3 separate regions of the Homo sapiens genome follow, and regions 1 and 3 are each linked to region 2. Evidence: chromatin loops called from intact Hi-C (ENCODE). Cell type or tissue: heart left ventricle. All regions are shown on one strand. Region 1 overlaps RNF220 (ring finger protein 220). Region 2 overlaps RNF220 (ring finger protein 220). Region 3 overlaps RNF220 (ring finger protein 220).

The links. Hi-C counts contacts between places; a loop is a spot of excess contacts. Peaks named below come from ENCODE experiments on the same cell type or tissue, not always from the same donor. Only the 100,000 strongest peaks of a DNase experiment are listed, where the experiment ranks them.
Region 1: it touches region 2 in a loop (4-fold over the local background); 22 of 110 quality-filtered maps call a loop at or near these places.
Region 3: it touches region 2 in a loop (3-fold over the local background); 12 of 110 quality-filtered maps call a loop at or near these places.

Annotation. Positions count from the first base shown.
Region 1 is chr1:44,419,943-44,427,942 of GRCh38, reverse strand. The region is part of intron 2 of RNF220 (ring finger protein 220); the gene reads right to left. Among named protein-coding and RNA genes, the nearest start is that of RNF220, 19 kb to the right of the region's middle. In heart left ventricle, no CTCF peak of the experiment used is centred here; no DNase peak of the experiment used is centred here; H3K4me3 peaks cover 278 bases; H3K27ac peaks cover 1,646 bases; H3K27me3 peaks cover 2,462 bases.
Region 2 is chr1:44,495,997-44,503,996 of GRCh38, reverse strand. All of the region lies in intron 2 of RNF220 (ring finger protein 220), which reads right to left. Among named protein-coding and RNA genes, the nearest start is that of MIR5584, 45 kb to the left of the region's middle. RefSeq lists an enhancer at 7,219-7,719. In heart left ventricle, a CTCF peak has its summit at 3,146 (motif pointing right); DNase peaks (open chromatin) are centred at 2,276, 3,076 and 7,303; H3K4me3 peaks cover 316 bases; H3K27me3 peaks cover 513 bases.
Region 3 is chr1:44,591,496-44,599,495 of GRCh38, reverse strand. All of the region lies in intron 2 of RNF220 (ring finger protein 220), which reads right to left. Among named protein-coding and RNA genes, the nearest start is that of MIR5584, 50 kb to the right of the region's middle. RefSeq lists a silencer at 4,082-4,253. In heart left ventricle, no CTCF peak of the experiment used is centred here; a DNase peak (open chromatin) is centred at 4,175; H3K27me3 peaks cover 415 bases.

The sequences.
Region 1 (8,000 bases), 76 kb after region 2:
CCCATAATGCAATTAGGAGTAGAGGTAAGAGTTGGAGGAGCCTGGTTTAAGAGACCTCAAATCTGTGCCCAACCCCTTATCATATTAATTATAGCTAACATTTATTGAAGGCATACTTTGTGCGAGGCACTGTTCCTAGGACTTTATTTGTATTTTCTATTAACTCATTTAATCCTTATAACACCACTAAGAGATTGATACTAGTGTTCATCCCACTTTATCCTGAGGAAATGGAGGCACAGAAAGAGTAGGTGCATCTGTCTCGTCTCACAGATTTAGCTCTTCTTAAACTACTATGTCTGTAAAGCACATTGGGCGTTAGCAGATACTAAATCATCTTCTCCCATCCCACCAAAGGGTATGTTTGACAAACTTTTTTTCTTAGATCATAACTAGTAAGTTCCAGGCAACGCACTGGGTACTAGGAACAGAGATCTTAGAATAAGACACAGTTCCCATCTCAAGGAACTCACAGTGCAGGGAGGGTGAAAAGGGCTTGTGAGTGGGCCAAAATAAATTGTGCCTAAGGGCTGCCACACTGCAAAAGGCTCCTATCAATTTTTCGAGTATGGAGACAGCCTGACATACATATATGAAGTGCTCAGAACAGTGTCTGGCACACAGTGAACAAATACAAGTATTATTCTTGTTACCTCGTGAATCTGACCCATAGGTCTCCCTCTCCTGGAGTGTCCTTCCTTCTCATTGACTCTGGAGTCAGACTGCCTGGATCTGAACCTCTTCTCTCACACCTGCTTGTGTGACAATGGGCATATTGCTTAAACACTGTGCATCAGTTTCTTCATCTGTACAATGGAGATAACACCTATCTCGTAGGGATTTTATGAGGATTAAATCAATTATTACCTGTAAAGCACTCAGAATAGTGCCTGACATATAGAAAGTGCTTGAAGTGTCAGCTATTATTATTAGGAGTGATACTATGTTCTTCTCTTTGCTTGCAGTCATTTCACTTGCAATAAAAAGACTGAATTTAAATGCATCTGGCTTGGTTAGTTTAAGGTGGATAGGAAGTCTCTGGGACTAAATGGGAGGAGAACAGGACCCCTGGGAACTTGGAGGAATAACCCTGGAACTTGTTAATTAAGATCTTGTTAATGAATCTGCTTGTTACTGGTCTATTAAATAATCACACAATGAAGTTTACCGCACAAGTAAAGTCTTTTTCTTTCTTTCTTTCTTTTTTTTTTTTTTTGAGACAGAGTCTTGCTGTGTCACCCAGGCTGGAGTGCAGTGGCACAATCTTGGCTCACTGCAACCTCTGTCTCTCGAGTTCAAGCAATTCTCCTGCCTTAGCCTCCCAGGTAGCTGGGATTACAGGTGTGTGCCACCATGCCTGACTAATTTTTGTATTTTTAGTAGAGATGGGGTTTTGCCATGTTGTCCAGGCTGGTCTCGAACTCCTGACCTTAGGTGATCCTCCTGCGTCAGCCTCCCAAAGTGCTGGGATTACAGGCGTGAGCCACCACACCTGGCCTAGTAAAGCCTTTTTCAAATTCTTGCTCTTTCCAATCCTCCTGGCCCAGCTTTAACTTCTAAAGATCTTGCCTAAGGGGCAGGCCCTTCCAAATCTGACAGGGACCTCTTCATCTTGTCATACTGGCCAATAAAGCATGGCTATTCTTGCAGCCTAGGAAAGATCTCTAGGGCAGAAAGCCCTCTTCGACTTGATTCTGCCTATCATTCCTCAGGCCAAAGCACTGTGCCTCTGAGCCAAAACATCTCCCTCCACAAAATAGGAATAGAGTCACTGGCCCTGGAAACAGAAAAATAAAGATGCTCCGAGCTTTGCTGAGAAGAAAGGCAAAGGGTAAACTTCTTTCAGTGGGGATTTAGCCAATAAAATTTCAGCTGAGATGTCTGTATAGAAAACAGCCTGCCAACTTACATTCACAAAAAGTCTACAAGAGTTGGGTAACTTTTGCCCCAAAACACCTAGAAAAATAGTGCTGCGGTCGGTCTCAGGGAACACAGACTGTCTTCTGTAGCTCAGCTTCAAGGAGGGAATGGCATGTCAGAGGGCTCCCTCTAGGTTGAACACTCAGGCATTTCATAAACTATTTTAGCCCCCAAAGACCATTTTGCTCTTGAGACAGACGTAGATAGACATCTTGCATGTACCTATGTGTATGTGAGGGTATGGCATTTATACGGTTACTTTTAGATTACAAAACACATCTGGATTATCTATTTACTCAGCAACCCTGTAGGGTAGGGCAGGGATTATCTACCATCTCCCATTTTATATATGAGGAGCTGGGGCTCAGAGAAACAGAGACTTACCCAGCATCACACGGCTAGTAAATGACAGGCCCAGAGCTTCTGACTGTGCTGTTGCCCTATTGCTGAACCGTTCCTCTATTTCTAGTCACCACCTCCCACTTGTAAACATGCCAGGAGGTGCCCAGTGTTGTGGTGGATCCTGTGTGGCCCTTCAGACTATGTCCAAGTGAGTAGAGCCAGCTGGCAACTCTGCAAACTCAGCAGAAGAAACAGTGATCCTGGGTTCATTTACTTTAACAACAAGTATTTACCAAGCTAGGCACTACGTGAGGGGACACGCTAGATGGAGTCACATAGGGAGACAGACATGGGCCCATGGGAGAGGCACAATTAAGCAAATAATTACAATTTAATGTGATGAGTGTTTTTAAAGGGGGAATTATGTTGGGGGAAAAATACCATCCCCAACTCCATAAGCAAAGTTGACGAGAGCATCCCCTACTGTGCAGGTACCCAAAACCCCCTGAACCTCTCAGAGCAAGCCCCTAGTCACGGCTCACTGAACCTTCTACCCGGTGGCAGCTGCCCCCTGGAAGGGTTAAAGCTTAAAGCAGAAAGCCAATCTGCAGGTGTTGGTGACTAATTCTGACACTGACAGATTCCTCTAACCCTCCAACTTTTATTTCTTTACAAATGAGCATTTGAATGAAAGCTCAAGGGTTGCGGAAGAGGACAGAGGAGGCTGGCAAAGCATACACACCAAACCCTCTCCAGCCCCTTCTCGGCAGAGCAACAGCAGTGAGAAGATAAGCGGGCTGGAGCCCAAGGGGCACCGCAGCGCACACCGGCCTCCCTCACATCTGGCCAAGCACCTCCAGACCCTCCGCTGGGCCACCTCATCATAATAATATTGCACCAAGAAGGGGAGGTCTGGGCACATACAGTCACTTGATCAGCAATAAGACAGGCAGAGGGAGGCAATCCGAGGAGGAGCAGTGGCAGAGGGGGAGCCGGGACAGGTGGACAGATCCTCCCCAAGACAGGAGACTGGATGAGGAAGGTACTGTTTGTGAGCAGATGCTGGGTCTTCACCCTTCCCCTGCCTGCCCAGACTCCTCAGTGGGTTTCCATCCTCTCCTTTCCTCCCCACTAGTCCTCACTCCCCTTTCTGCAAGGCCAAACACCTCGGTGAAACCTTCCCCCGAGACTTTCACCCTAGATGAGTGATTCCTAAACCTTAAGGAAAACAAGAATCACCTAGGATGGCTACTTGCTGAATACACAGTTTTTAGGCTGTATTCCTTGTGATTCTGAAGATGAAGTCTAGTGTGGGCCCTGGGAATCTGCATTATAAATAACATTCTTCACCCCACCCCCATCCCTGTCCCCATCCTCCACTATCACCAGCACAAGTGATCTGAAACAGGCAGTCCTTAGATCACATTCTGGGAAAGCCAGCCTCAGGGATGACTCTCTCTCTCTCTTGAAATCCTAGTGCCCTTACTGTCTGTTATTTTACATTATCATTTCTTTTTCATATATACAGTTTAGCTACTCACCTTAACCATAAGGCTGTCAAGAAGAGGAAGTATCATCTCCTACTTCTTTGATTCCCTTGCAAACAGCACCGAGCACAACGCTCTACACACAGGAGCTCAGGAAATGTTCGTGGATGTAGAGCGATGATGAAGATAAGAGGCCAGGGAAGGAAAACCACAGCGGGGATGGTGGAGTACAGAGGCCCCGCCTGGAAGGAACTGTTTTTAGCATGCCGACGTGTGCCAGGCTAGAACAACGGTTTGCTTCGCTTTCTTTTTTTCCTTCTTCAATACTCTTGGCACTACATGCCTAACCTCCCTCGCGAAAGTCAAGCCTGAGCAATGCACCTCCCAGAGGAAACTTTGCCAAGAAACTCTGCCAAGAATCCCGGGTGCTATGTGGCTTAGTTTAACGGCCAAGCGAGTACTCTAGGCCCTGAGACCTGTCACGTTTCCGGGTAGGGCAAAGGATAGAGCTAAGCCTGAACTTTAGTAAAAAGATGAGGACCCTTAATCTAACTCACTAAACATCAGCAGGGCAATGGCCCTCCTTCATTCAGCAAATATTTCCAGAGTATCTACTCTGTGCCAAGCATGGTTCTGGGTGCTCATGGGTCCTCTGGTGGTTAAGATAGCATATGTTATCAGAAAGCATTTTCTAGTGACATATCTTTAGAAAGTTACTTTAAAAGCAGGACCCTAGATGATGATGAGCCTCAGAGCCACATAAGCACCAAATGGATATTCTCAAGAATGCCTGGTTATAGGATGAAGTGCTATAGACATCCAAGGTCAGGTCTCAGGCCCTGCCAGGGAACAATTCTATTCTCACTTCACTGTGAGCAATCCTTGGCAATTCTGGAGTTCTTTCTTCCACTCTCAGATACTACAGTTTGTCCAAAAAAGCCAACTGCTACCCCTAGCTCCTTTGAATAAATAACTCCTTCTTGATTTTCAGATATCAGCGTAAAGGTCACTTGCTCCAGAAAGCTATCCCTGACTCTTAGACAAGATTAGATGCTCCAACTTCTAAGTCTCATGGCATGTTATATTTCCCCTATGACAGCACTTTTCGCAGCATCCTACAATTGCTAACTAAACTTTGAAGTCCAGTAAGGCAGGGGCTATAATCTATCTTGCACATCAGTCTATTCCCAGTACCTCGCATGGTGCCTGGAACAATGTAGGTATGCAGTAAATACAGCTGAATGATTAAACCAATGAGTGCATCACATTTGACCAATGATATGGCAACTGAGTCATGTCTCACATACTCTGCGACAGTTTTATCCACTGCCACCAACAAACAGCTAAGATGAAGCAGTACTATTCCTTCTGTGGGACCAGTATCTTATGGAGGTAAAACTGGGGCTCACAGCAGCACCCCAGTACAGACTCCAGGAGGCACTTCCCACGATCAAAGATGGATTCAATACTACAGAGTCAATATAATGTCCTCAAGAGCCTGAGAGCTATTCTGGCCATGAGCAACAGACTTGAGTTTCTTACAAGTCACTCAACTTCTCATAGGCTCAGCTTTCTCATGAAGAGGACAGTGGGTACTTCAGCAGCAGGCACTCACTTTAAATAAAGAAGAAATGACAATAAAAATCTCCCCATACCATGATGGTAAGTTAGAAGGAGAAGGCAGCATTTGCAATGAAGCATCTCTGTGGTTAGGAAAGGGTTAAACCCATGTCTGGGTTCTTTTCCCCGTAAATCAGCCTTGACTGCTGCTCAGTCTGAATGAAGCCCCACCAGGTTGGCCTGTCAGGAAGGAAGCCCATGCGTCCAGACTTTTGTTGTTCTAAGGATTTTTTTTTTTAATTTTACTGCTCAGGAAGGAAGCTGAAGCCTAGGCCCTAACTGCAGTCCTGCTGATTCCTCAGCCGAGCATGCGCCACTGCCCTTACCACTCCAGCGACCTCTCAGACTCCGCTCCTTTTCTAGAATTCCTTCTGAACCATGATTTTGGCATTTGGACCTAAATCCCAGACTTTCTCCTTCAAGAACCAAAAATTAAGAACATTCAGCATTTCCCTTCCTACCTAGTACACACCTTTGTGACTATATGTGGGAAGGGCTGAGGACAGAGAGGGAGGAGAATTGGGTGCTGCATGACCTTCAGTGACACTTTACTTCCAAAGGTGAGCTGAACCCTTCCTTTAAATGGAGCCATGAAGGAGTTGATAGAGACTGAGGTATCAGATGATTGGCTGCCAACAGCTATTTCTGCTACAAACATGTGTGGGCATGAGGCTCTTCAAATATGAGCTACTCTATTTAAATAACAGACTCAAATCCGAGGTCCTCAGGCACAGGGTCAGTCTTCCCCACTCCCATCCTCCTACTCCCCACCTCTCCCACTGACATGCAGAGTCATTCTCTGGTATTCCCAAGTCCCATGGGGCTTTTTCTCTACAAAGAGAAAAACACTGAGTTTATTTGTGCGTTCAGGGTAATGGACAGCCCTCTTTTACTCCTAGGAGAATGCACACAGACACTATGCCCCGCCCAACCCTGCCCTCCCCTTCCCCCTGCTAATCCCTCCCCAGGCAGCCCCCCCATCTCAGTCCTGCTGCTGTATTTCTCTTCTGACCTACAAGGCCCCTTCAAGCCCCGTCCTAAGCTTCCCCCAAGCAGAGACAATCCATCATGCTGTGGGACTGTGACACACACAGATGGGGGAAGGTTCACAGATTTGTCTCACATAGGCAAGAGGGTAAAACTGTCTGTATAACTTAAAATCTAAGGACACACGAGAAACCCAGGGATTGTGAATTCTAATACTAGTCAAATACTATTACAGCAAATCTCATTACGTGTAGTCCAAATCTCTATCACACACAAATTCTAATAACCCATTGATTTCAAACAATATCCAGTAATATAAAATTTCAGAATAAGAAAATACCATGAGATTTGGCTTTTTTAACCCGGGCCACTGCCTAGATATCCAACCCGAGTCAAATCCTCTCCCGACTCCCAGACTCAGTTTCTCTAACTCGACTATTACCTTGCTTCTAAATAAAACAAGGGAGAAAGAGGTCAGGAGGACACCAGGGCTAATCCTGGTGGATGGATAATAATGAAGGGAGGAGAAGCAGCTGGCCATCACAGAAAAGGGCTTTCAAGCCTTTCTCCCTCCCTCTTTCCACATTGCCATAAGGCATGAGTGTGTGAAAGGACCCTACATACATTGCTAGTTGTTAATGACCCTGTGTTTGGCTACATCAATGCTTCTAACAAGGAAGGTTTTACCACCAGATTGTCCTTGAAATAACAACAGTAACTAAGTATTGAATACTTAGTATGTGTGAGAAACTGTTCTAAGCATTATCTATGTGTTTAATCTCATTCAGTCCTTCCCAACAACCTTTAAGTCTGTATAACTCCCATTTTGCAGGCAAGAATACTGAGGCCCAGAGAGATTAGGTAACCTGCCCAGTATCAGAAAGCAAGTAAGCTAACACGTCAGGACTTAACTCCAGAGGCCAAACTCATAGTGACTATGTTACATTGCCTCCCCACCTTTGATCTGAAACACCTTCGAGTTGAGGCTCAAAGGGGGCAAATACAGCTTTTATTCCTCTAACAGGTATTTATTATGCTAGGCCACTCTGACTTCCTTTAAATCAAACCCCCAGAAGCAAGGTCAAATGAGAGCAATATAGGATTAGCTGGCACCTAAATGGGAATCATATACCTGAAAATAAAGCGAAGGTCTCTCCAGGGCTGGCCCTTGCCCCCTCCCTACAGCTTTCTGTCTCTGCTGCACTAAGATTGATGTAAAGCCATAAGTCTAGCCTGAATTTCAGTGGAAAAAGACAACTCTTGCCTGGTAAGTCACACTCAAACTTACTGGGCTGGATTTCTCATAAGACTGTACCAAAAGGTTCCTTCTTCACTCACATAGCTCCAGATTTTCCTAAAGCTTCAGATCTGTTAACAGAATGTACTGGACACAGCACCATGTCTCCCCAGCAAAAACACAACTTTCATTTCTTCTAGGTCATCTTAAACCAGAACGCATTCCACAGAGAAAACTGACAGCCACATATCTGAATTGCCAGATGGTTACATGTGTCTACAAAACCTCCACATCACTTGACTGTTTGCAACTTTGGCCAGGATCTAGGTGGAAACTTTTTTCTAAAATACACACCAAAAGCAGATCCGTATGTGTGGACTCCACGATAGGGGATGTAATGCTGTGGG
Region 2 (8,000 bases):
GCACCTGTAGTCCCAGCTACTCAGGAGGCTGAATCAGGAGAATCGCTTGAACCCAAGACGTGGAGGTTGTAGTGAGCCGAGACTGTGCCACTGCACCCCAGCCTGGCCAACAGCAGACTCTGTCTAAAAAAAAAACAAAAAACAACCCACGGATGGCTGGGCCCCACACCCAGAGCTTTCAGTTCAGTAGGCCTAGGGTGGCGCCTGAGGATTTGCATTTCTAAATTCCCAGGTGATGCTGATGCTGTTGGTCCAAGCTTTGAAAACACTAGCCTAAAATTCTTCCTTGGGTTAACTTTCTCAATGCCTTCTCTTCACCTCAGATCTGGCCTTGAAAGGGGAACAGAATGGCCTGGGATAGCTGTTTCTCTCCTGTGGGAGGTGATGTGGCAGAGGGCGGAACAGGGGGTGTCTGAGATTATATGTGGCTGCAAATCAGATGGACAAGTAAACCAGCAAAATACTTTTAATGTGGTATTGGATGAGGGCAGTGTGGGCATGGAGGTCTTCCCAGCACACTAATGTATGCACACATGGACATTCTCCTCTTTCTTCCCTTGGCCTGCATTTGGAGTCCAATCCTCTTTTTGCTTGGTGGGACACGTTTTCACCTCCAAAATGCTTTCCTTGGTAAACGCTTCTTTTTTTTTTTTTTTTTTTTTTGAGACAGCATCTGGCTCTGTCACCCAGGCTGGAGTGCAGTAGCGCAATCTCGGTTCACTGCAACCTCTGCCTTCCAGGTTCAAGTGATTCTCCTGCCTCAGCCTCCCAAATAGCTGGGATTACAGGCATGTGCCACCATACCCAGCTAATTTTTGTATTTTCAGCAGAGACGGGGTTTCACCATGTTGGCCAGACTGGTCTCGAACTTCTGACCTCAAATGATCTGCCCATCTAGGCCTCCAAAAGTGCTGGGATTATAGGTGTGAGCCACTGCGCCTGGCCCTTGGTAAACACTTCAAATGCACCCAACATTAAAGTAAAAAATATCAATGAAATCTTAAAAAATGCAGCCTGGGCAACACAGCAAGACCCCATCTCTCCAAAAATAAAAATAGAAAAAATTAGTCAGGCATGACAACGTGCTTCTATAGTCCCAGCTACTGGAGAGGCTGAAGCAGGAGGATCGCTTGAGCACAGGAAGTCAAGGCTGCAGTGAGTTACGATCTCATCACTGCACACCAGCCTGGGCGACTGAGTTAGCACTCTGTCTCTAAAATAATAATTTAATAATAATAATAATAATAATTCACACGTTTTTCTGTAGTATTCGCTTGTCAAATGAAGTTAAATGTGATGTATGTTACAATGTATTGTGTGGCATGTGTGATATTATCTCATTGGATTAGAATTATTTATTCTCCATTTGCTTTTCTGTTTAAGAATAAGCTCCTTCAGGGCAGGGACAGCTCTTATTTCCTCTGTGTCTCCTAGGGCCTGGCACAATGTCTAACACAAGGAATGCTGAGCAAATTATTTAGTGCATGAATATTTGCTCCAGGAAGATGAGGCCTAATACCATGCAGATGGTTATTACATGTCAAAATAAGAATAATCCCATTTTTATATTCTCTTTCCCTCTTCCTCTGATCTTTCTCCTCTCAAATATTTTCAGGCTGGAATTCAGGGATTGGTTCTGGAGTTATCTTTATGGTTGTAGAACCCCTAGAGCTGAGAACACACAGTGGTGCCATTTAGAGAACTGACTGCCCCAGTAGACTCCCAGAATACACTGGGACTCCCAGAACACTGGATCATGCGGCAGCCTTAGCCAGGAGCCTCATAAAGTGTATGTGTGTGTGTGAGCGTGTATGGTGTGTGTGTGTGTGTGTGTGTGTGAGAGAGAGAGAGAGAGAGAGAGACAAAGGATCATACTGCAGCCAGGAGCCTTACAAAGTGTGTGTGTGTGTGTGTGTGTGTGTGTGTGTGTGTGTGTGTGTGTGTTTCAGTGGTGTGAAGTCAGCTGGGGAATGCCAGGTGCCCACTCCCCAACTTGGAATTGCAGATCTCTAGCCTGCTGCGTGGCTGTAGCTCCCTTCCTCCTCCTTCTTTTTCTCCCAACATTGAGAAAGCAGTATGCTGCCTATTTCAAAGAGTATAATAGCTCCACATTTTTATGCTTCTTTTTGGAGCAATTAGAGTGCAGAGGAGGGTCAGCAGAGGGTAAGAGCGGAGAAAACAGCTGATTCCTGAGCACTAAGAGGTCCCAAGCCACCCAGCCCCCCTCTCCTGCACCAACCAAGCCTGCACTTGTCACAAAGTCAGCCCTGACAAGTGCTCTGCCGCCGCCGCTGTGCTTGGGTGGAGTAGAAACGGAGGGGAGAGAGGGAGGGAACTTCATTCTTTCCTGGCTTAAAAAGTCAAAGGCTCTGTAAGGCATGCAAAAGGAAGAAAGAAATTGTCCTGCTTGGCCGCATTGCTTTCCTTTCTTGACCAGTTCTGCCCACACCCAATAACCCCATGCTTCTCTGCCCAGCCTTCCTCCACCTGGGCCCGGGAAGGGAAATGGGACGCCTGCTCCTCCTCTGCTCACCCATCCCCAGCCTTTCTGCCAGCCTGGGTGTCCCACAGCTGACCGGCCTGCAAACAGGACTCTATCTGCAGAATCCACCCCCTCCCCCTCAACTCTAGCATTAACCTTTCTCTTTCTTTCAACAAAAGCCAAACTCTTTCAAAGCCAACCTGATTGAAATTCAAAAACTTTCCAGGGCCTCTGCACCACTCTCTACTCCTCCCCATACTGACAGCCGCTGGTCACCCCCCCACACCCTTCCCACTCCCCACCCCCAGCAATGTAGAAAATAGCGGGACAAAGGGCTCTCCCCACCCCCTCCCCCAAGCACAAGACTCTCCCTTTGTGTCACTGTGTCACTCGGGCTGGTGGAAAGGGAGAGCTGGCTCTGGGCTCTCCTATTGTCTCCCGATACCCCCACCCCCACCCCCACCCCCACAGCCTTCTGCAGCCTGGAGGCCTTGTGCTGGGTCCCGCTCAGTTGGCCAAATCGAGGGGCCTCTATGGGGCCCCCAGGCCCACTCTCTGACAGGACAGAAGAGCCAAGGGCCCGTCTATGCCCGAAGGGTGCTTCGCCCCTGGCTCCCGAGCCCCACGTTGTGGACTCCAGGGTGGACCTGGAGCCGCAGACCAAAGCTGGCTCCCTTATTTTCCTGGACACCAGATGGAGCTCCTCCCTCCCTCCTCTCTCTTTAGAGACTCCCTCCCTCAGCAGCAGCGGCAATTAGAATGGTCTGGCAGGCTCTGGGGAGGGGGATGCCCAGGTGGTGGCCAGGAGGCTATTAGAGAATGGAGACAGGCAGCCTGGGACACCTCCTTGTACAGAGCTGCAGCCGCTGGGGAGGAAAGGTCTAAACACGCTTCCATTAATTAATTAATTCAACAAGTACTCATTGAGCACCTATCATACACGCTCATTGGGGAAACAGCAGTGAACAGAACAAAGTTCTCCTTGCAGCGCTTACATTCCAGTGGGTGAGACAGACAATCAGCAAATCAATACATATTTCAGACACAAGTCCACCCAGAAAAAGAGAGCAAGACAAGGAGCCAGAGAGTGCCAGGTGGGGAGTATGTGAGATGCGGGTGGCAGCGGGGGTGTGTTAGGGAAGTCTCCAGATACAGGCAGAATTTAGACATAGGAAGGAGCGTCTGAGAAAAGAGACTTCCAGCCCAAGGGAACTGCAAGAGCAAAGGCTCTAAGCTGTTAATTAAGGAACTAAAAGGCTAAGGTGGAGACCCAAGGGCAGCGTGTGTAGCCTGTGAGCCCAGAGGGCAGGGAGGCCAGAGAGGGTAGGTCTCTCATGCCTGTAGAGAGGTTTGGATCTTACTTTGAACGAATGGCAAGCCAGAGGAGTCACAGAATTTGATTTATGTATTAAAAGGGCCGGAACAAGGGTAGAAGCAGGAAAACCTAAGGACTCTGTTGAAATTGTCTAGGTGAGAGATAGTAGTAGTGGCTTGGTCCAGGGTCATGTGGTAGAGATGGAGAGAAGCTGTCAGATTTGGGAACCAACAGGATTTGCTGATAGGCAGTATGAATGGTGTGGGAGACCAGAGTCCAGGATAACTTCAATGTTTTGGCCTGATCCAACTGGAAGACTGGAGTGGCTATTGACGGGCAGGGTAGAGATAAAGGACATAATCATTTGATCCTGTGCAGTTAGAATAAGGAGTTCAGTTTTGGACTTAACATTTGAGCTGCCTGTTAGACATCCAATTGGAGATGTCCAGTAAGCAGTGGAGTTGGTGAATTTGTAGTTCAGGGGAGAGGTCTAGGCTAGAGATATAAATTTGGGAGTCACCATGGAGCTGGTATGAAGCCCTGGAGGGATCACCTGGGAAGGTAGTGCGGATAAAGGAGAAGGGAAATCTGAGGACTAAGTCAAGGGTACTCCAAAGTTTAGCATCACTGAAAGGAGGAGGAACCAGCAAGAGGAACAAGCAGTGAGGAAGAAGGAGAACCAACAGAGGGTGTGTCCTAGAAGCGGAGTGAGGAAAGTGTTTCTAGAAGACGGGAGTGACAGATTGAGTATGATATGCACTGAGGACTGGCTGTTGGATTTGGCAATAGGGAGGTCACTAGTGACCTGGACAAAAGCCATTTCACAGGAAGGATAGGGAAAAATCTGACTAGTGAGGGTTCACCTGAGAATGAAAGGAGAGGGGGTGACCTAAAGGGGAACAGAGAAATGGAGAGGTAGCTACAGGGGGAAATGGAAGGCTTTTAAAATAGATGGTAAATATTTTTGCACGTTTGTGTGCATCAGAGCTTCCAGCAGAAAGGGAAGCTCTGATGGTGAGATTCAGGGAGACAATTACTAGAAGATAATCTAAGCTACATTAGGAAAGAAGTTAGGTGAGATGGGGTGGGGGACATGAAAGGCAGGCAGGGTCAATAGGGTGCAGTCCTTCCCATTGGAGTTGGAATTGGGTCACTACCAGGAGTAAATTGGCAGTTGGAGAGCAGGATGTTTAAGTTGGTTATTAGGAAGGGGTATAATTACTGGTAATGACAAGATTTCGGGATGAATATCAGAGTCTGTGACTGAGGTGGGATAGAGGACAAGTTTATTGGGGGAGAGAAGGTCAAGGAACCAAATGAGCAGGATATTGAAAACGATTATCTGAGTGTGGCCCTTGGAACAGCAGCACCATCAGCACCACTTGGGAACTTCTCAGAAATGCGCATCCTTGGGGGTCTCTAGACCTACCGAATCAGAAACTCTGGGCGTGGGGCCCAGCGATCCATGTTTTAACAAGTCCTGTTGAAAGACTTGATGATAGTAAGTTTGAGAATCCCTGGTATAGAGGGTTTTGATGGGTTGTGGCAGTTGAGGGGTCAGACATGGGGTCAGATGAGGGCAGCAGGTCTCAACCACGGCTGCACAACATTAGGATCACCAGGAAAATGAAAACTCCCAGTTGTGAGCCTGCGCTCCAGAATCAATTTCCTTATGATCTGGCAGGGAGGGGGACTTCAAGGATATCAGTATTTTTGAAAGTTTACTTAGTGGTTCCAATATGCAAGCAAGGTTGAGCACCACTAGATAATGGGGTATACAGAGCCCTACAGGAACGAAGGCTTCCTGGGAGTCAGGGAGCTTGTGTAGTGACTGAAGCAAATGGAGAGCTTGGTGACATCGGTCCTGGTACACTCTTGGGCAGAATTGGGTGGTGAGGCTGTGTGTGCTGGAGCTTGGGGTAGGACGGTATTATCAAGAGCATGTGGACCTCTGGAGTTACACCACACATCTGCCAATGGTTCTTTCTTTTCTAGGAACCCAGAAAAAAGTGTAGATTGGAAGGATGAATCTATAAATGAAAGAAATAGGGACCTTCGCCACTCACCAAATATATCCCATAGTAAATGTTGCTTTCCTTCTGGCACGCCTGGGTCTCCGGAAGCAACCACTGTCAGAGCTCGGTCGGGGCCAGGCCATGGCTGATCCATGGCTCCAGCCAGCAGCCTACTTGGCCAGGCCAGGCTTTTCCCCACTGGTTTTTGCTTAACGTGGAAGCACAAGCAGCTTTCCAAGTATCAAGCACCTTTGCCTTTGGCGCCAGTCCAGATCCCTCGGGAGTTCAGATGAGAAGAATTATAATTACCTTTGCAGAAAGATTTATCCTAACAATTAGGAAGCAACTTCCAGCAGAAAGAGGGGAGACACGAGAAAAGGGGTGCTTGCAGCAGTATAGTAGGTGCTCAATAAGGTGGCTAGTAAATGAACCAGGGATGAGGGGAATTGTTGAACTTGGGGGAATGGAGAGATTTGCATGTACCAAGGAAAGGGATGGGGATGATCACATACTCACGAGGTCTGACCTTAACACAGGAAGACCTGTTTGGACAGATTGTCTCATACAATTAGACAATATTAAGGCTGGAGGCGAGGATTATCACATGGTGGTGATGGGACAAGAAGGGATTGTCACCCACAGGCGGATGAAAGGAACTGGCACAAACTGTGGGCTGATCACACCCTGATGAGACCTGATGTTCCCTCAAGACTTGAGGATATTATCCCACACTGGTGGTTGAGACTCCTAGGGTTGTTTTATACAGGAAAACCTTGGTCTCTAAGCACAGAATGACCAGGTATTAACAATGCAATACTCTGTGTGTGTGTGTGTGTGTGTGTGTGTCAGGGAAGGGGAGATTATCATATAGATACGTGCCAAGAACCATGAAGACCCTTATGAAAGTATCTGGACTGTGGGTAGGGTAGGCACAACTGGAAAGGATGAGACAAACATATCAAATATGTCTGTCATGATGGCATTGTTTTAACGGGACCTCTAGAGATGCCTTGGGAATTCTAGGCTTGAAGGCCCAGAATTTATTGGAAAGGGGACACTAGTGTAACCGTTGCTTAGCATCTAGGGAAAATGGCAGAACTGGCCAGAGAAGAAACTGTCCCAGGGGTCCTATCCCCATCCCTAGGCCAGTGTCACAGAGGAGACATTACAGGCCAGGACTCTTCACCTTTGAGGCAATCACCAAGCCAGCAGGAGGCAGGCAGCACAGTTTTTCCATCCAACAGGAGTTTGGAGGAGGACCACAAGAAGGTGGAGGTGCCGCCCGCAGCTCTCACACTGTCTGCCCCAGCAGTTCCCTGCTCTCTGGGGTGAGCTGCAAAATTATTCCACATCCCCAAGTGAGCTGGCTTGATTAAGTTTTAATTTTAGCAACTTGCTAGGAGGACGGGGAGGCTGTTTCAGTGCTGGGGGGAGGGGAAGAGCTAGAGAAGAGCTGTGCTCTGGGCCATCAGCCCACACCACATGCATCTGCTACACAGCAGCACCACCCTGGACTAGAAAACCATGCCACTGTGGAGGTGGCCAAGGGCAGGGGTGAAAAGTGGGACCTGCTGAAGTGACAAGTCACCCTTTCCTACGCCGGGGCATGTGGCTTTTTCCCCTTGGACTCAGCTCTGCAGCATGGGATTGAGAGGGAGCAGTGGTTCATTAATTTAAGTCTTCCCCTTTTTTCCTTAGCATTAATCATTCCTCAGGTCTTTAGCCAAAGCTGTTCAGAGCAGGGCTTTGCATTTCATTCATTCATGAATTCATTCATTCTCATGCCTGTCTATCCCTCTTCCAGAGATATCTCATTCACTCCCACAGCTTCAGTTATAAATATTAGTGACTCTGACTCTCTATCATCAGCCCAGATCCCTCTGATTTCCATCCTCACAAAACTCTCTGTATCCCCAGCTTCACTGGGATTTCCCATAGGCACCTGAAATTCAGTTTGTCAAAAGCTGAGCTCATTCTCCCCTTCAAATTGATTTGTCCTTCCACCTTGGAGGATGGTCCCCCTGTCCACCCCATCACCTGGGCTATCCCTCAGCTACTCTTTATTCTCCACTTTGCAGCTACACGGCTCCTTCTAAAACCCAGATCTGAGCATGTTCTGCCCCTCTTCAGTAGCTTCCCGTAGTCTTTAGGATTCAGTGTAAGCTTCTTAGCAAGGCATATATATAAA
Region 3 (8,000 bases), 95 kb before region 2:
GTGTCATGTTGCCCAGGCTGGTCTTGAACTCTTGAGCTCAAGCAGTCCGTCCACCTCGGCCTCCCAAAGTGCTGGGATTACAGATGTGAGCCACCGCGCCTGACCCTATTTATTCTTGAAGACCACACTCAGACAATGCTTCCTCTTTGAAGCCTTCCCTAATAATTAACTACTCTCTTTTTCATGCTATGTTCCACATATGTCTATATGTCGATTATTGCATACATCATATAATATTGCAATTATTTATTTATCTGTCTTGTCTGGGAGATTCTGAGCTCTTTGTTTTATTTATTTATTTAATTTTTTTACTGCTCCTTGTGGAGCAGGGCTACCCCGTAGGCAGTGTGCCCAGAGTAGCTGATGCTGAGCTTCTTGAGGGCAGAGAGATTCTCTGATTCATCCTGGAACACTCAAGACCCTAGGCATACAGTCTGGCATAGGGTGGGTATTAGTAACTGTTAAATGATTCAGGGACTAAGTGAATGGGAGTGAAAGGCCTGCAGGAGAATGTCTGGAAAAAAAGAGAGATGGGGTGGGGGAAGTGTGAGGGTGAGAGAGGTGGGGATAGGGGAAGGAAGGCAATTGAGGCAATGCCGAAACCTTCTTTTGCTTAAATGAAGCCTTGCTTCATGGTCAGTGAGAGTCAGAGGCCCTAAGGGTGTCAAAGGGTAGAAGCTCTCGAAATACAGAAGCTCCAGAACTGCTCTCCTTACCAAAATATCAAGTGGTCATAGACCTGGTGGGAAATGGGTGACCAGTGACCATGTGAACATAACCAGACAGCAAAATCCCATGCCTAGAAACACTGACAGACATGCACACCAGGACATATGGCCAGTCACGTGCTCCTAGAGGGTCCCCAGCAGCTCCCCTATCCCAGAGCCCTCGGCAGGCCTCTCTGTGGGCCCAAGCCCCACCCGGAACCCCTGGGCTGCACGCTTTCTCTCTCTCACTCAGCAATTTCCCTACCCAAGAAAGCTCTAAGGGTTTCAATTACCGGCGTGTGGGATTTAGTGCCCTGGGCTTCTCTGACTGGAGGAGATTTATTTGAAGGTTTAGTGTCGTGGAGAATTCACGTCTTCACTCCCAGGAGCCCAGCTTCCGTCCTGAGCCCCTAAATCAGGAACCAAGATGGGCTATTGTCACTTACCGCATTAGCCTCGTTAGCGGACCAGGAGGGGTGATTAATAGCAATACACACACAGCCATCTTGCTCGCTTGCAGCTCCTGCTGCTGCTCATGACCTGGGGAGGGGTGGGGAGGAGCTGAACCTGCTCCAGAATAACTGAGGACTCTGGGCTTAGCCCCCTCCCTGTTTCCCCCTCCCCATCACCAGGCAGGAAAGTCCACATGACCATTCAAGATCTGGGGACAGTTCAAAGATTAGCAAGCCTAGCCAGAGAGAGCACATCTGGAGGCCTGACTCTTGGAGGGGGCGGGCAGGGGGCATGAGGGGGCTGGTTTCAGGATATGTCCCAAAGTGTACACCTGTGTTCGAGAGAGAACGAGAGAGAGAGAGAGAGAGAGGTGGGTGGGGTGGGGTGTGAGGAGACAGTGGGGGGTTGTATGTGAAGGAGGTAGACGGGTGTATGTTTATTTCATTTCCCAAACTGTCTTTGAGACTGGAGATAGCGCACTGAGGAAGACAGACAAGGGCGCCGGGAAGAGGAGGCGTGTACATGAGAGAAAGAGGTCCATGTAAGAGTGAGAAAGACCAAGAAGTGTGCAAGGAGAAATAAAAAAGTGTGGCTGAGAGAGGGGTGAATATGTGCATGTGAGAGGCTTCTATGAGACAGAGAGGTGCGTGTGTGCCGGAGCCATCTGGGAGACATTCGTGAGAAACGGTGTGTGTGCAAGAGTGGGTGTGTGAGGGGAGATGAGAGAAAGGGGTGCATAACAGACATGTTGTGTATGAAAAGAACGTGAGAGGTGTGGATGGGAGGGAGGGGCACAGCGTGAGAGAGGGAGGTGAGGGAGGTTCGTGTGTGTGTGTGTGTGTGTGTGTGTGTGTGTGTGTGTGTGTGCATGAGAGAGAGAGAGAGAAGGGCGTGTATGTATGTTGAGACAGAGAAGGATGTACGTTTTCTGTCTTGTTTTCCTTTGTCTCTTCAAATTCTCCCCTCCTTGCCCCTTTTCCCCCCAAAGTTTTTGGAGCCATGCTAACCTGGGTTTGAATTTCACTTCTGGCTACTTCATTCATTTATTTATCCATTCATTCACCAAATTATTACGGAGCATCTGCTAGCTTTTACCTTCCTGTGCCTCCTTTGTCTTACCTATAAAAAGAAGATAATAATTATACTTGCCTAACAGGGTGATTAGGATACCTTGGTGGTATAACTTACATAAAATGTCTCGAAAGAGCACAGAATTTGGAGCTGGATGCACTCTATAGCACAGCATCTGGCATGTGGGTCAGGAAATGGTAGCTACAGAGCTGCAGCTCCTCTGCCAATCCCTTTCTCTCTTCTTTTTCCATGTCCCTTATCCTCCTCCCTTCCTCTCTCCCACTCGCTTGTTCTCTCTCAATCACAGCTGAGCCATAGTATTAATTATTAGAACCAATTGACTGTTTAGACTCTGATGTTTTAACTAATCACCACTAATGGCAAACACTGGTGGGCAATCACATTCATTTAGTTCTTGGGCAAACTCCTCATAGTTGAGAGCGGACTAGAGGGAAGGGATCCAGCAATAACTGGCATTTGGGAATGATGGGAGGGGAGGCTCACTGCTGCCTAGAAAGAGGCCCTTCTCTCCTCCCTGGGCCAGCCAGGTCCCTTGGGATGGGTCAGCTGAGCCTTGCCTTGGAAGTGGGTCGGCTTCCTTCCCTATCGTTTTTCCTTTATTTATTTTTTTTGTGACTGAGGGAAGTGGTAACACTAATCAAATGCTTACTCTGTGCAAAGCACTGTACTATTTTTTTTTTTTTGGAGACAGAATCTTGCTCTTGTCCCCCAGGTTGGAGTGCAATGGCACGAGGGCTCACTGCCACCTCCGCCTCTCGAGTTCAAGTGATTCTCCTGCCTCAGCCTCCCGAGTAGCTGGGATTACAGGTACCTGCCACCACACCCAGCTAATTATTGTATTTTTAGTAGAGACAGGGTTTCACCATATTGGCCAGGCTGGTCTCTGACTCCTGACCTCAGGTGATCCACCTGCCTCAGCCTCCCAAAGTGCTGGGATTACAGGCATGAGCCACCGCACCCAGCCCCTTCTCTGTCTTTTTACTTCTCTGCCCTTTGGCCTCAGTCTCCCCTTTTGACTTAGAATTCTTTCATGGGAGTCTCCAGAAACCACTACAGTGGAAATATCCCAGAAATATCCTACCTGCTCCCCTTCCTTGAGTTGCTTTTTAGTTGTTGTCCTTCCTAAAAGTCCATTTCCAGAAGAGTCATTTAGACATAGGTTCAAAAATCTTTGCTCATCGGCCAGGCATGGCGGCGCACGCCCGTAATCCCAGCACTTTGGGAGGCTGAGATGGGCGGATCATGAGGTCAGGAGATCGAGACCATCCTGGCTAACACGGCAAAACCCCGTCTCTACTAAAAATACAAAAAAATTAGCCGGGCGTGGTGGCGGGCGCCTGTAGTCCCAGCTACTCGGGAGGCTGAGGTGGGAGGATGGCGTGAACCCGGGAGGTGGAGCTTGCAGTGAGCTGAGATTGCGCCACTGCACTCCAGCCTGGGCGACAGAGCGAGACTCCATCTCAAAAAATAAAAAATAAATAAAAATAAAATAATAAAATAAAAAGTAAAATAAAAATCTCTGTTCCTCACAGGGCATCTGCTTGATGCTGGTTGGAATGGAAAGCTGTACCCTGTCCATTCTGGCTGAGGGTTTCAGTGAAGAGAGCAGACAAACACGTGCTCAGTATTGCTGAGTCTGGAGAGAATGCCAGGGCTGGGGATGTGATCTGAGCATCATGTCCCTGAGAAAACACCTGCTTACTGATCCTGTCTTCTTCACACTGAGGCCCCAGAGCCCCAGCCTGCACACAACCCTGCTGTGCACTGAGCCCTGGCCCATCCTGTACCTGCTCCCCTAGTCTGTCCCGGGGAGCCAGATTCCCAGAACTCAGGAATGCCAGCTTCAGGGTGCAGGACTGGCTGGGCCAGATGGACCACAGGGCCCGGGCGTCCTGGAGGGGGTGGCCTAGGTGTCCGTGGCCAGTAGGTGTCGCTGTGGCTCCAGCACTGGGAGGGGGTGTTAGGCAGGGGCCCCGGAGCCGGCCGAGGTGTTGGGTGCCCTTTGGCCTCCCACCCCTACCTCGGGCCTTCCTTCACTCAGAGCCTTCACCAGGCTTCTCACACTTTCTTTAAGTGTCCATGGAACACTTGGAGGTTAATCTAAAACGCAGATTCTGATTCAGCAGCTCTAGAGTGGATCCTAGATTTTGCATTTCTACCAAGCTCCTAGGTGAGACCAGTGCTGCGGGTCTGTGGATGCTCTTTGAGTGGCAAGGTCCTAACTAAACGGCTCCATAGTGGGGAGGCACTGGCTCTGCTGTCTTCCAAAGCCAATCTTCACCCTCACTCCTATGTCTTTAAATAAAGCCCCGAATCAGAGGCCAAGGGTAGAGCCCCCTCTTTTTTTGGAGATGGGCTTAGCTAGACCAGCATGAGTTGGGCAGTTTCTAGAGAAGCTCTGAACCTAAACCTAACTCCAGTACTTTGAACCAACCCAGCCCTACCTCCTAGCCCAAGTCCTAAACTTCAATCCAATCCAATCCAAATTCCCCAAATTAACCCCAGTTCCCAATGGGCTATTGATTGCTTCAGTCCTGTCCCAAGACCGAATGCCCCCTTAGCCTCTCTGATAACCTTCCTGGTCCTCTGCCATACCTTCTTCTGGATACCAGCCTGAGCCAGGGCGGTGGGGCAATAGGGTCTGGGGACACATGCCTGGATCAGGCTCTTACAGAACTCAGCAAGGGAGCTCAGGCATTGCTCCAGACAAAGGAAAAGAGCAATTTGGCAGTCTAGTTGAGAACAGGCTCTCCCTGCTCTCCCAGACTCTCCCTGCAAGGCCATTTCTGTTGGGGAAAGTTCTGTCTCTGCCTTACCCCGTACGGCTCTGCTCTGCCCGATGGGCTCCACTTCCTGGGACGTGGGGAAGGCTGGGAGGAAGCATGTCCATTAGCCCAGTCCCAAGTGCAGGTGAAGGGGGTAGGATGGAGGGAGTGAAAGGAGGAGGAGGGAATGAAGTAACAAGGAGGGAGGGGGGGAGGCAAAGCGCCCTCCAGGGCTTTTCTTTTCAAATCAAAGTTTCTCTTGGGGGCCTTTCACTTTTCTTTTTCTGTCCACTGCCTGGCCCTTCTGGGTAGTGCAGAAGCGGATTCCTGCAGGGGTGGTAGGTTGTTATTCAAGCTGGACTATAAGAGTTTATCCCTTTTTTTTTTTTCTTTTGAGATGGGGTCTCACTCTGTCACCCAGGCTGGAGTACAGTGGTGCCATCTCAGCTCACTGCAACCTCCGCCTCCCAGGCTCAAGCGATTCTCCTGCCTCAGCCTCCCAAGTAGCTGGGATTACAGGTGCCCACCACCATGCCCGGCTAATTTTTGTATTTTTAGTAGAGTCAGGGTTTCACCATGTTGGCCAGGCTGGTCTTGAACTCCTGACCTCAAATGATCCACCCACGCCTTGGCCTCCCAAAGTGCTGGGATTATAGGCGTGAGCCACCATGCCCGGCCAAGAGTTTATCCCTTTTAAGTCTCATATTTTGTGATTTTTAAGAGTGCAATTATTTTATTTTATATCATTTAAAAATTTTTTTGAGACAGGGTCTCACTCTGTCACCCAGGCTGGTGCAGTGGCGATCCTAGCTCACTGAACCCTCGAACTCTTGAGCTCAGATGATCATCTTACCTCAGCCTCCTGAGGAGCTGGGATACAGGCCTGTGCCACCATGCCCAGGTAGTTTTTATTTTTTGTAGAAACAGGCTCTCACTATGTTGCCCAGGCTGGTCTTCAACTCTTGGGCTCAAGCGATCCTCTTGCCTTGGCCTCCCAAAATGCTGGGATTACAGACATGAGGCACCACCCTGGCCTGTTATTATTATTGATATCTTGTGATATTTAGCACTTTAGATATGAAAAATTTCTTTAGATAGGGAAAGGTAAAAGTTGCCTGAGGTCATGTTGGTCGAAAGCTTAAAAATGAAACTTTGGGCTCCTAATAGTCCGATGCTGTGTTCTGACTCCTACACTGAAAACATCTGGTCAAAGAAATCCTTATCAGGACTGTGATAGGACAGTGGGTCTCATCTCTTGCTGCCCTCTGCGGGTCTAGGGCATGGGATGGAACAGGGAAAAGGGCTTTGCCAAACAAACTGGTGGGTCCCTGTGGGCTGGCTCAGGCTTGGGCCTGTGTTGGGAGAGAAGATTGGGTATGGTCTGCTCCTGGATCTGTTCTGTGTCTGCCTGCTGGGCTTCTGTGACCAAAAGAGAGAGCTGTAGAGACACCATGGCAGCTCTGGGCCCATCCCCCCCATCAAAAACTCCTTCCTCTCTCCTCAAGCTTATATCCTCATTTCTCTCCACATGGCATCCCCCTCTACTCCCACTCCCTGCGTCCTATCCTGGTGGCTCCATTGTAGGCAGAATGCGAGGGCCAGGGCTGGGCTGTCATAGGGAACAGGAGTTAGGCAAAGAGCTGGGAGGGCAGAACATGAGCTTTGGCCTCGGGGAGACCTGGTCTTGAAAGCACCTGGAAGCATGGCTAGCCATGTGTCTTTGGGCAACTGCTGTAACCCATCCGAGTCTTCTTTTCCCCACCTAGAGACTGAGGATGATAATACTCACCCCCACCTTGCTTTAACAAATGAATGAGAGGAGCGTGTACCACCTGAAGCACAGGGACTTGCAGAGTGGCTCTCAGCATGCCTTCCTGCCCCAAGCGGGGAATCACAGAGCAGGTATGGGCCTGGGAGTGCAGAGGGCGGGGGCTGCCAACCTGGGAGCCCACAGGCTCTCGAGTTCCTCCTCCCAGGAAGGCCTGGCCCTTCCCCAGGCACAGTGGTCAGTGGCCAACAGGACAACACAGGGCTGTGTCATGAGGAAGGCAGCTGCGTAGGGGGCTGGGCTGGATGTTGTGTGCAATAAGGGCCTGAGACAGAGGGGCAGCTGGGAGGCCTGGCCAGGCACAGCCTGTTACCAGCTGCGCAATGGGCCTCTCTGCCCTGCCACCACCAGCTCCCCCTAGCTGAAAAGTGCCAGTCCCAGGCTCCCTTGCTCTCCTAGCTCTTGGTTCTAAGCACAGAGTGGTGCTGCGGGAAGGAATTCGGGGAAGTATACCACGACTGAGGCTGGGTTGGCTTGAGGCAGAGCCTTCCCTCGCCCTCTCTCTCTCTGTCTGTTGGTCTGTTTCTCCCTTCCTTCTTCTCTCATTCCTTTCATTTTTATCATGTCCTTTTCCAAACTTAGTCCTGGAACACCCTCAAAGATTGTGGGCCAGTCCTCTGGGGGTGTGGAGTAAGGAGTGAGGCCCAGGCTCAGAAGCTCACAGGATGGGGGACGGCTTGAGCACCTAAGATACCACTGTGAGGATGAAGTGAGGAGTAAGGAGGAGGAGGAGGAGGTCAGGGCTCGGAGGTGGAGAGGGCTTCCTGGAGGAGAGAAGTCTGGAGTGTCAGATGGCAAGAGAAGGAAGAGTGGAGTGAAAATTAAGACAAAGGCCCAGAGGCAGCCCAGCAGGACTAGTATGGCTGGAGGAGGAGGAGGACAGAGGAGTGAGAGGGTCCAGGCTCTAAAGGTGAGTGGGGCCTCCCATGGGCCTTCTTTCTGCGGGCATTTCAGAGCCGGGAGGACTTATAGACCATGTTGTTGCCCCCTCAATATTTAGACAGGAAATTGTGGCTTGTGACTAGAATATTCCTTTGCAGAAGTTCACGCTCTGGCCATGCCTCTAACCACACCCTAATAAGCCAGGGACTGGCCCAGCACAAGGCAGTTGGATCCTTAGACATGGCGGACGTAGCTGGAATTACTGACCTCACT